2 separate regions of the Homo sapiens genome follow, and region 2 is linked to region 1. The links are chromatin contacts, found by Hi-C or POLR2A ChIA-PET in ENCODE. All regions are on one chromosome and are shown on one strand. The core of a region is the stretch at or near the end of the contact, and the rest is flanking DNA. Distances in the headings are between cores, read along the strand shown. Region 1 holds the start of MKNK1 (MAPK interacting serine/threonine kinase 1). Region 2 overlaps ATPAF1 (ATP synthase mitochondrial F1 complex assembly factor 1).

Region 1 (4,631 bases), core at 1,598-4,097:
CAGGCATGAGCCACCACGCCTGGCCTGGCATTGGCTATTCTCACTCCAGCCCCTTACTCTGGGTGGTTTTTTTTTGAGGTAGTAGATAAAAGGACAGAGTGGAAATACAATCCCAACACTAATTACAGGACAGGAGGCCATCCTGAAGAGGAAGATACTTGTTGCTGGCTGGAGCTACGGTGGGGGTGGCAGGACATGGGCCTGACTCCTGAGCTTACTCCCCAGTAGACATCTGCATCTATTGGCTCAGGTCTTGCTGTCATTCCACTGCCCCAACTCACAAGCTGCCTGGGCAGGAATTAAAAAGCAGCTTGGTTCTTAAGAGTCAACAAAGGCCCATCTAGAGCTCTTCCCTCTTCCTGCAAAGGAGCCAGCCTGGCTTTGTGCAGAGGCTCTCCTGGGAGGCAAAGGCATAGGTTGTAGCCCCAGCCCAGCTCCTGAAGTTCCATTGCAAGCCCATTCCCCCTCTAGACCCCAACCCTTCATCTATTTTGTTATCAGTGATGGGAGTGAAGGACTGATTGATCTCAGCTCCTTCATTATATAGTCTATGAATCATTCACAGTCATCATAACAGCTAATGTTCATTATGTGTCAGGTACACTTCTAAGTGCTTGACATATAATAGCTTGTTGAATCAAGTGTGTCTTTGGCCAGCTGCCTTGCTTCCCTTCCAGCCCCCAATATCCCTGCCTTTAGTCACTCCTCTAGAATCTGGAAGGCCCTCCATTCTGCTGCCTCTTCCTCTGGCTCACCACAGGAGGCCCAATCCCAGCATTCTAAAAGGGTGCTATTTGCACACCTCCTATAACAGATCGCTCACTACCTCCTCTGTCATTGGACAGCTCAGACTGTTACAAGTCCCATGCTTTGGGTTCATGGTCATTTTGAAATATGACCATGGCAGTGAGAGTAGATTTATCTTAGAACTGTGTGACCCAAGACCTGCACCTTACATGAGAATATCTGTAAATACATTAGGAAGCTGACACAAAATTGCTTTGAGAGATTCACAGAGGGATGCTTAAAGAAGAATAGACAGAAAGGAAGAGAAGGGGAAAAGAAAGAGATAGGGCCTCAATGATGCAGATAAAAGAGCACACTCCCATGGGGCAAAACCTAGTAACAAAGGGTCCTGGGAGGTAGAGTGGCAGCTTGGTTGAGAAGTCAGGCTGGGCTTTATTTTCCTGTTGGCTCAAGGTCCATAACAAAGCTGGGCATAGTGGCTCTTCCCTGTAATCCCAGCACTTTGGGAGGCCAAGGTGGGAGGATCATTGAGCTCAGGAGTTCGAGACCAGCCTGGGCAACATGGCAAAACCCTGCCTCTAAAAAAATTCAAAAATTAGCCAGTCATGGTAGTGCATGCCTGTAATCCCAGCTACTCAGGAGGCTGAAGCAGGAGGATCACTTGAGCCCAAGCAGAGGTTGCAGTGAGCAAAGCTGGTGCCACTGCACTCCAGCCTGGGGAACACAGTGAGACCTTGTCTCAGAAAAAAAAAAAGAAAAAAAATTCCAAAACAATATTTGGAGCAGGGACCTAGGTAGTAAGCCATCCTCTCCAGCCTGGGGCAGAGCATCCACCTATTGAGTAAAGGATGCCGCATCACCCTCGGCTCCCATAAACACTGCAGCCTCTGAGGTTTCCTGTTGCCTCTCCTCCCTACCCCACAGCAAGCTGTGGAATATGTGGTGAAATAAGCCACAGTCATGACTAGAGCTCCACCTGCTTTGGGGGAGCCCTCCTTCCTCTGAGCACCCCCAGAGCCCTCAAAGATGTTAACTGAATTTGATTGCCATGTGAGGGACATAGCAACTTTGAGAACCTGGAACATAGGTCCTGAATCTCTTGGGCTATTGCCACAGGCAACAGGGAAGGGAACAGGCCAGCAGGGCCTCTGAAGACTTGAAGCTTGGATCGGCCTCCACGGAAGGTAATGAGTGGGAGAAGTCAGGATACATCGGGGCCCTCAGGTTGGACCGCAGGATTCCAGAAGGGAATGAACACAGAAGCTTGATCTTCCGCCTCTCCGGCCTTCACCCAGATTGGGAAATCTAGCAAAGTCCTGAATGTTCACTAATATTCCCAATCTCCTTCCATCATACAGATGAAAAGACAGCCCCGACAAGACAGGGAACAAATGTTTGTCAGGTGGATGATGGGAAGCAAGTCCCTGGGGCTCTTTAACTAGCTTGGCTTACCAAATCCTCACGATAATCCTGAGACAGGCAGGGAAGGGATGTTCACCTCCATCACTCGGAGTCAGCGCCTGAATTAAATCCCAGTCCACACTCTCATCCTTTCTCATCGCAGCTGCAGACTTGGGAAGGGGATGTGGGGAGACTGGTTGAGGCATTAACCTATTTACAGTTGTTTTTCCCCAAGAAATGAACTTTTAAAAGTTTTAAAAATTTTGAAATACTGGGGATAATGTTGTACTCAAGGAGAAACTCTTATGGTGAAATTCTAGGCACTCAGACTTTTAAAGAAATTGTACAGAATTGGCCCCCGTTTTAGAAAAGACTAGCAGCATTTCCCCACATATAAAAGGCATTTTAAAATTCCTTCCTGGCCTGCAGAAGCTCTCAGTACATGTTAATTACACCTGTCGCGCCCGGCCTCCTACCTTCCCGGGCTTCTCCACCCTCCATTCGGAAAAGAAAGCGCCGGAGGAGCTAAGCCCCACCCGCTTGCCAGCAATCTCCCCTCTCCCCGCCTCTTCCCTGTCACGCCTGCGCAGTTCGCTCAGCTCGAGCCCCCTGCCCTCAGGCGGCCCTGGGTAGCCATCAGGGCGCAGGCGCAGCTCCGCCCCCTCACCCTCCTCTCTGATCGGGCCCACCCCCTGGATCTAGCACCGCCTCTTCCGCGTTCTCGGAGGAGCGATCTGCAGGTAGGGGTGCGCGCGACCGCTCCCCGGCGGGAGCCAGCGAAGGTAAAAGCGAGACCTGCGAGGTATTCCTCCGAGCTAAATGGGGCCGGGGTCTGTGAGTGAGCTCGTGTGCCCGGAAGGGGGCAGTCAGGGCCTTCACGGCTGCCCGAGGTCACGACGCGATTCAGCTGCGGAGGGACAGCCTAAGGGGACGCTTTTCAGGACTGTCCCGAGCTGTCTGCGACCTCTGTGCCTGGGGTCGGGGCGTGGCCGGTGTCCGAGATGGCGCTTACTCTGTGGCCCGTTTGAGACTCAGTCTCTCCCAGGGATCAGGACCGAGGCTATGGCTGGGCGCAGGGCTCAGGCAGTCCAGTATCATGAATAGTTTTTCACGTGAGGAATTTGTGAAATCTGTGTACTGCGTTATTTTTAAGTTAATTGTTTTCATTTATTTTCAGTATTTAAAGGCTCCTGCCTGTGTGGATGGCTGTCCACAGGGAAAGGTAATAAGAGTGTCAGGTGCACCCTGTCTTCTAGAGAGCTCCAAGCTCCCTGACAGTGGCAGATCAGAGGCAGGCAGGCTCACAGGAATGAAGTGTTGTTAGAAGTGCTCAACTTCAGGGTCAGGGAGTCCTGGGTTTAGATCTCATCTCTTCCACCTCTTAGCTGTGTGTCCTGGGGCAAGTCTGCTTCCCCTCCCAGAGCTTCACTTTCTTCCCTAGGAAATGGCCATAATAGGGTCATTGTGAAGGGTGAATAGGATTATATGGAAGTCACCTAGTATGGCGCCTGTCATGTAATGGGTGCTGAATACATGGTAGCTGTGATTTCTAGGAGCTTGGTCATTTTGGATTGGGGTACTTTAGAAAGGCTCTGAGAGAAGAGTTGTTGTGACCTGGGCCTTGAAGCCTCAGTGGGATTTACAGATGGAACTGACCCTGCAGAATGGGAAGGGCACCACTGCCCATGCGCCAGGCACATGCTGGACAGTAGGTGTAATGTCTCACTGGATCACCACCCATCAGCCAGGTGCTTTCAGCCCACTCTCCTTAGCTTCAGCCCTTCATTAGAGGGCTGGGCTGGAAGTGATGTGAAGAGGAAATCCAGGGTTGGGTTTTATATGGAACTGAGCCAGCTAGAGGCTTTGGTGCCCCCTCTGCCCATCTGCTCCCACCTCAACACTTCTCTCTCTGTAATCCAGAGAGTTGGTTAGGAGTCCTGTTACTCTGGTATTTTGCAGATGTTGACAGTTGTGGGGGATGGCAACTCAGATTGCATGAAGCGAAGCCATGGGAGAGGGAAGCTCTGTGAACAGGAGCTGTCAGAGCCCAGCACGTGCTTAGAAAGTGCATGTGGTCTCCTGTAATGTGGTCCCAGAGTAATTGAATTACTTAGTTCCTTTTGCATCCTCTTCATGGGTGCCCTTGTGCTCTTCCTGAGACACTACTCGGAAACCTTGGTGGGCATCATTGCCTACTATATAGAGCAGTGGTGTCCAATCTTTTGGCTTCCCTGGGCCACATTGGAAGAAGAAGAACCATCTTGGGCCACACATAAAATACACTAACATTAACAATAGCTGATGAGCTTTAAAAAAATTGCAAAAAAATCTCAGTGTTTTAAGAACGTTTATGAATTTGTGTTGGACCACATTCAGAGCCATCCAGGGCCGCGGGTTGGACAAGCTGGATGTAGAGTTTGGACTCCAGCCTCAGACAAGTTCCTGCACAATTTGTTCCCACACCTCTCCCCTCCCTGTTTCCC
Region 2 (4,200 bases), core at 744-3,243, 39 kb before region 1:
CTGGACAACAGAGCGAGAACCTGTCTCAAAAAAATAAAAAAATATTTTAAAAACCAAATATGGAGGAAATGGAATGAATGTTACAGGTGGTTGGATATAGAGCAAATAATTTCATTTATTCATCTGTCTCCTTGTATATCTGTTTTTCACAGTTTCTATGTGCTCTGCCAAGAAGGGAAGGTTATGAGTTTTTTGTAGGACAATGGACAGGTACTGAACTCCACTTCACTGCACTTATAAATATTCAGGTAGGTGGCTTGTGCCCTTCCTCTAGAGGAAAGAGGACTACCCCTTGGTAGGACTAGAAACCCTTGCTGAGGCTCAAGGACACAGAATAGCTGCTTACTCCCAGCATTTATTATTGTGGCGCAGATGAATTGTCATACTTTTTGTGTTGGACTAGTTTTCTAGGCCCTCCTCAATACCTAGAAATTGGAAAAGACTCCAAAACACCTTCTCTGACTACTTCTGGTTCTCTTTTGTCTCTTCCCCAGACCTCTAGTTGTATATACTGCATGTGCCTCACTTAACAAACATGCCTGAGTTATGATGGCTATCTTTTTAACCCAAGCTAGAAGCCCCTTGAGGAAAGCTCCAAGTCTTAAATGTGTTTTATTACCTAAGTCAACACCTTCCAACATGCTAAGTGAATAGTTTCTGTTTAATGTTATTTTGTTTGCTTTCTTCCTTTATTTCTTTATTTCCAATAAAACAATATTAACTTTTAAATATTATATTTAAAAGTTAGATTCAAAACATTTAAAACTTTTAAAATAAAAGTCAATATTTTAAATCATAACTAGGATTGGCATTCTATATTTGGAGGTCAAATGTGGCAAAAAACAAGCACGAATTATATTGGCTTTGAAGTTGGGGTAAAGAATGCAAAATAGAATGAAGGAACAGCTTTTTACTTTGCTATTTTGTAATATGTCTAACAACCCTTTATTGAGTACATACTTTAATAACCAACAATTTGATGTACTTACTATGTGCCACATGTTTTATATATATTATGTCATTTAATCCTCATAATACGCCATATTTACTGTTATTATTTCTAATTACATAGAAGAAAGTGGCCTCAGATGTTAGTTACATTGTCTAATAAGTGATAGAGCCAGGATTGAGCCCAGGTTATCTGACTTCAAAGTCTGTGAACTTAATCATTATGGGATTGTGTTAGGAACTGTGCTAAGACTTGGAGATCTGTGAGACAAGGTCCCTGCCTTCATGGAGCTAATATTCAGCTTTAGGAGAAAGATCCAGAAACATAATTACAATAAAAGTGATTAGTATAATATTAGAATGATGACCAAAATGATCAGTGTAACATTAGAAGTATGTTCAAGAAAAATGAGATGCTGAACTATTACAAGTACCCTAGTGATAGTTGGATATTTATAATTAAAAAGACTCGCTGAAATTTTAGAGATAAAGTCTAGGAATCTTCTTTTGAATGTAGTTGTTTCCACCTGTGCTATGTAGGGGCTTTAGCTTTGAACCCATCCTCTCTACCTAGTCTAGACTTGAGATTTAGTAACCACTGCCCTGATCATTCTTCATAAAATCATGGTGTTTCCATCCTTCTTCTCCCCTTCACCCCCCACCAACCCAGATTATATTTTAGAGCTGCACATTACAAATCTGGCTCATGTGCAAACTCTGCAGCTCCTGCTACAGCTTAAAAGAGCTCAGTCTTCAGAGCCAGCCAAGGGGAGTAGATTTCAACTGTGAAATGCACTAGTCCATGAAAGTGGCAATTACACAGGCACATTGCTTTCTTTAGAACTTGATTTGGTAGCTGCTTGTGCCATTTTGTTTTTAAATGTATGGTCACAATGATGGATTCACTGCCTACTGTAAACATTTTCTGGGAAAAAAGCCAAACCTTTTCCAGTTGAAGACACAAATAACACTGTGCAAACTGTCAGTTTCACTGTGCCTTTGCAGGCCTGACCTTACCACCACATACCAGTCCTCCAACTCACTAGCCACCCAAGGGGCTGTTAAGAGCCAGAATTTCCTCTAGACTGTCTATTGCTTTGAAATTGCAGTTTGTTGTGATGGTACCTTATTGAGCCTTGATAAGTGTTCCACCTTGCAGACCCGAGGGGAAGCTGCAGCCAGCCAGCTGATTTTATATCACTATCCTGAACTTAAGGAAGAAAAGGGCATAGTGCTGATGACTGCAGAAATGGATTCCACATTTCTGGTAAGAATTAACTTGCAAAACTCTTTGGATTTACCTCATGGCACTGAAGGTATTACTCTTCTGCCAAAGCTCATGAGAGAGAAAATTTCAAAGAGCTACATATACCTTGTTTCTTACTTATTTTAAAGTTGACAGTGAAGTTGTCTTGCTCAAGATCTTCCAATTTGAAGTTAGTACAGATCCTCAATCATTTATTCACAATTCTGAAACCCATGGGCTCTGAGAACAAAATGTTTTTGTTCTCATTTGGTCACAAAACCTTATGTAAACTTGAACTCATTTGGTAACTAAATCTTTAAACTGATGTGAAACTATTTATATAACTAATCCCACTTGGTGTGGAGTATTATGCATTTTACTAGGGAAATATTAATGTGTTTGAGTATGGGGAGTCACATAATATAGTTATATAGTATCTATACCTATTATCTTTCTAAAATTCAATAATTCTGAATCTAAGACACATCAGGCCCTAAGGGTTTCAGATAAGAGATTGTAGACAAGTAAATGGCTTCTTAATTATAGGGAAGAGTTGTATTGAAGCCTAGGATAGCTCTCAATATTTTATCTTCCTTCATACTGTTCATTTATACAACATTCATCATTTATAGTGTTTTTCTTTCCTCCTTTTCCCACTCCTAGATGAGAATCACTGAGATAGAGCATTGACCATATGCTCATAGTTAATGATGCCCACTGTGTTCTCTCTGCACATCCAGGTGCCAGGAGCAGTGTTGTGATTACTGTACACTGTCTGTCTAGTCCTTGCTCATTTCAGTCACATATCCTTTTATCTGGCAGAGGTTAAGTTCAGAATGTCCCCAAACAGTGGACACTTCCCCCTAACAGTCTTCATTACAGCACCCACTTATTTTTTCTCTTTCTCTTACCAGCTGCATAGGGAGAAAGAAGTGATATCACTCAGCTGATATCTCACAGTAGCAGTAACCCACAAACCTAGGACACAGTGAGGATTCTACTTCCCTATTCTTGAAGCTATTCAGTACCATCTCTCCCATTCTTCCTTCCACATTAACCCTTCCATTCATCACATTCAACTGAAAGCCAAAATTCTATCCAAGAATATGGAATTGCCATTAACTGAGATAGGCAAGATTGCAGGAGGAATAGGCCTAACAGGAAAATCAGGAGCTCACTTTTCGATGTATTAAATCTGAGATGCCTATTAGATATCCAAGTAGTAGGCAATTAGATATATGAGCCTGGACTTCATGGGAGAAGTCCAGGCTGGAGATATAAATATGGGAGTTGTCAGCATACAGATTGTACTTAAAACCATAGGACTGAATGAAGTCACCAAGGAAGTAAGTAAAAATAGAGAAGAGACGAGATCTAAGAACTGAGCGAGGGGTCTCCATCCCTGGAGAGATGAAGAAGCATCAGCAAAGATTAAGAAGGAATGGCCATGAGGTAAAAGGAAAATTAAGATGGTAGAATGCCCTGGAAGCTAAAATTGAATGTTTCAAGGAATAGGGACTGCTCAACTCACCAAATCTCCCTTGTTTATTAGGGCAAATGAGATTAGAACTGAGAATTTACTGATTTCACAAACATGGAAGTCACTGGGGGCCTTATAAGAGCAGTTTCATAAAAGTGTGATTGGAGTAGACTTAAGAGAGGATGGGAAGAGAAACTCCGAAGAATCAGCATAGAAACTCTTTCAAGGGGCATTTCTATAAAGGGAAGGAGAGAATGGGGTATTAGCTGGAGGTGGAGAAGTGCGCCCAAGGGTATCTTTTGTTTCAAATATGAGAAAGAAAACATATTTGTATGCTGATGGGAAAGGTCCAGTTGAGGCTGGGACAGTGGCTCATGCTTGTAATCCCAGCATTTTGGGAGGACAAGGTGGGTGGATTGCTTGAGCTCAGGAGTTTGAGACCAGCCTGGCCAATGTGATGAAACCCTGTGTCTACAAAAAATACAAAAATTAGCCAGGCGTGGTGGCATGCACCTTGTAATCTCAG

What was found. A loop is a pair of places that touch in the nucleus more often than their neighbours do. ChIA-PET counts read pairs that join two places held with the same protein, here RNA polymerase II (POLR2A). Pooled maps may share reads with other maps.
Region 2: a map of PC-9 shows a loop between it and region 1 (4-fold over the local background). The contact joins the enhancer-like site here to the promoter of MKNK1 in region 1. A Hi-C loop is called at or near these places in 1 of 168 maps with a recorded cell type or tissue (PC-9) and 5 of 50 pooled maps. POLR2A ChIA-PET finds 5 or more read pairs at or near these places in 15 of 52 experiments (A549, AG04450, CD4-positive, alpha-beta T cell and 12 more).

Annotation. Positions count from the first base shown.
Region 1 is chr1:46,602,484-46,607,114 of GRCh38, reverse strand. It overlaps MKNK1 (MAPK interacting serine/threonine kinase 1), which reads left to right and starts at 2,847. Exons shown (of 13, transcript NM_001135553.4): 1 at 2,847-2,930. RefSeq lists a silencer at 2,666-2,885 and enhancers at 3,216-3,265, 3,033-3,533.
Region 2 is chr1:46,641,209-46,645,408 of GRCh38, reverse strand. It overlaps ATPAF1 (ATP synthase mitochondrial F1 complex assembly factor 1), which reads left to right. Exons shown (of 9, transcript NM_001394565.1): 7 at 153-248; 8 at 2,108-2,215. Among named protein-coding and RNA genes, the nearest start is that of ATPAF1, 25 kb to the left of the region's middle. Within about 2 kb of position 1,993, at least 3 of the 41 ENCODE cell types and tissues checked have a DNase peak (open chromatin) inside an H3K27ac peak, as active enhancers do; they include PC-9 and Panc1, where a contact is called at or near this core.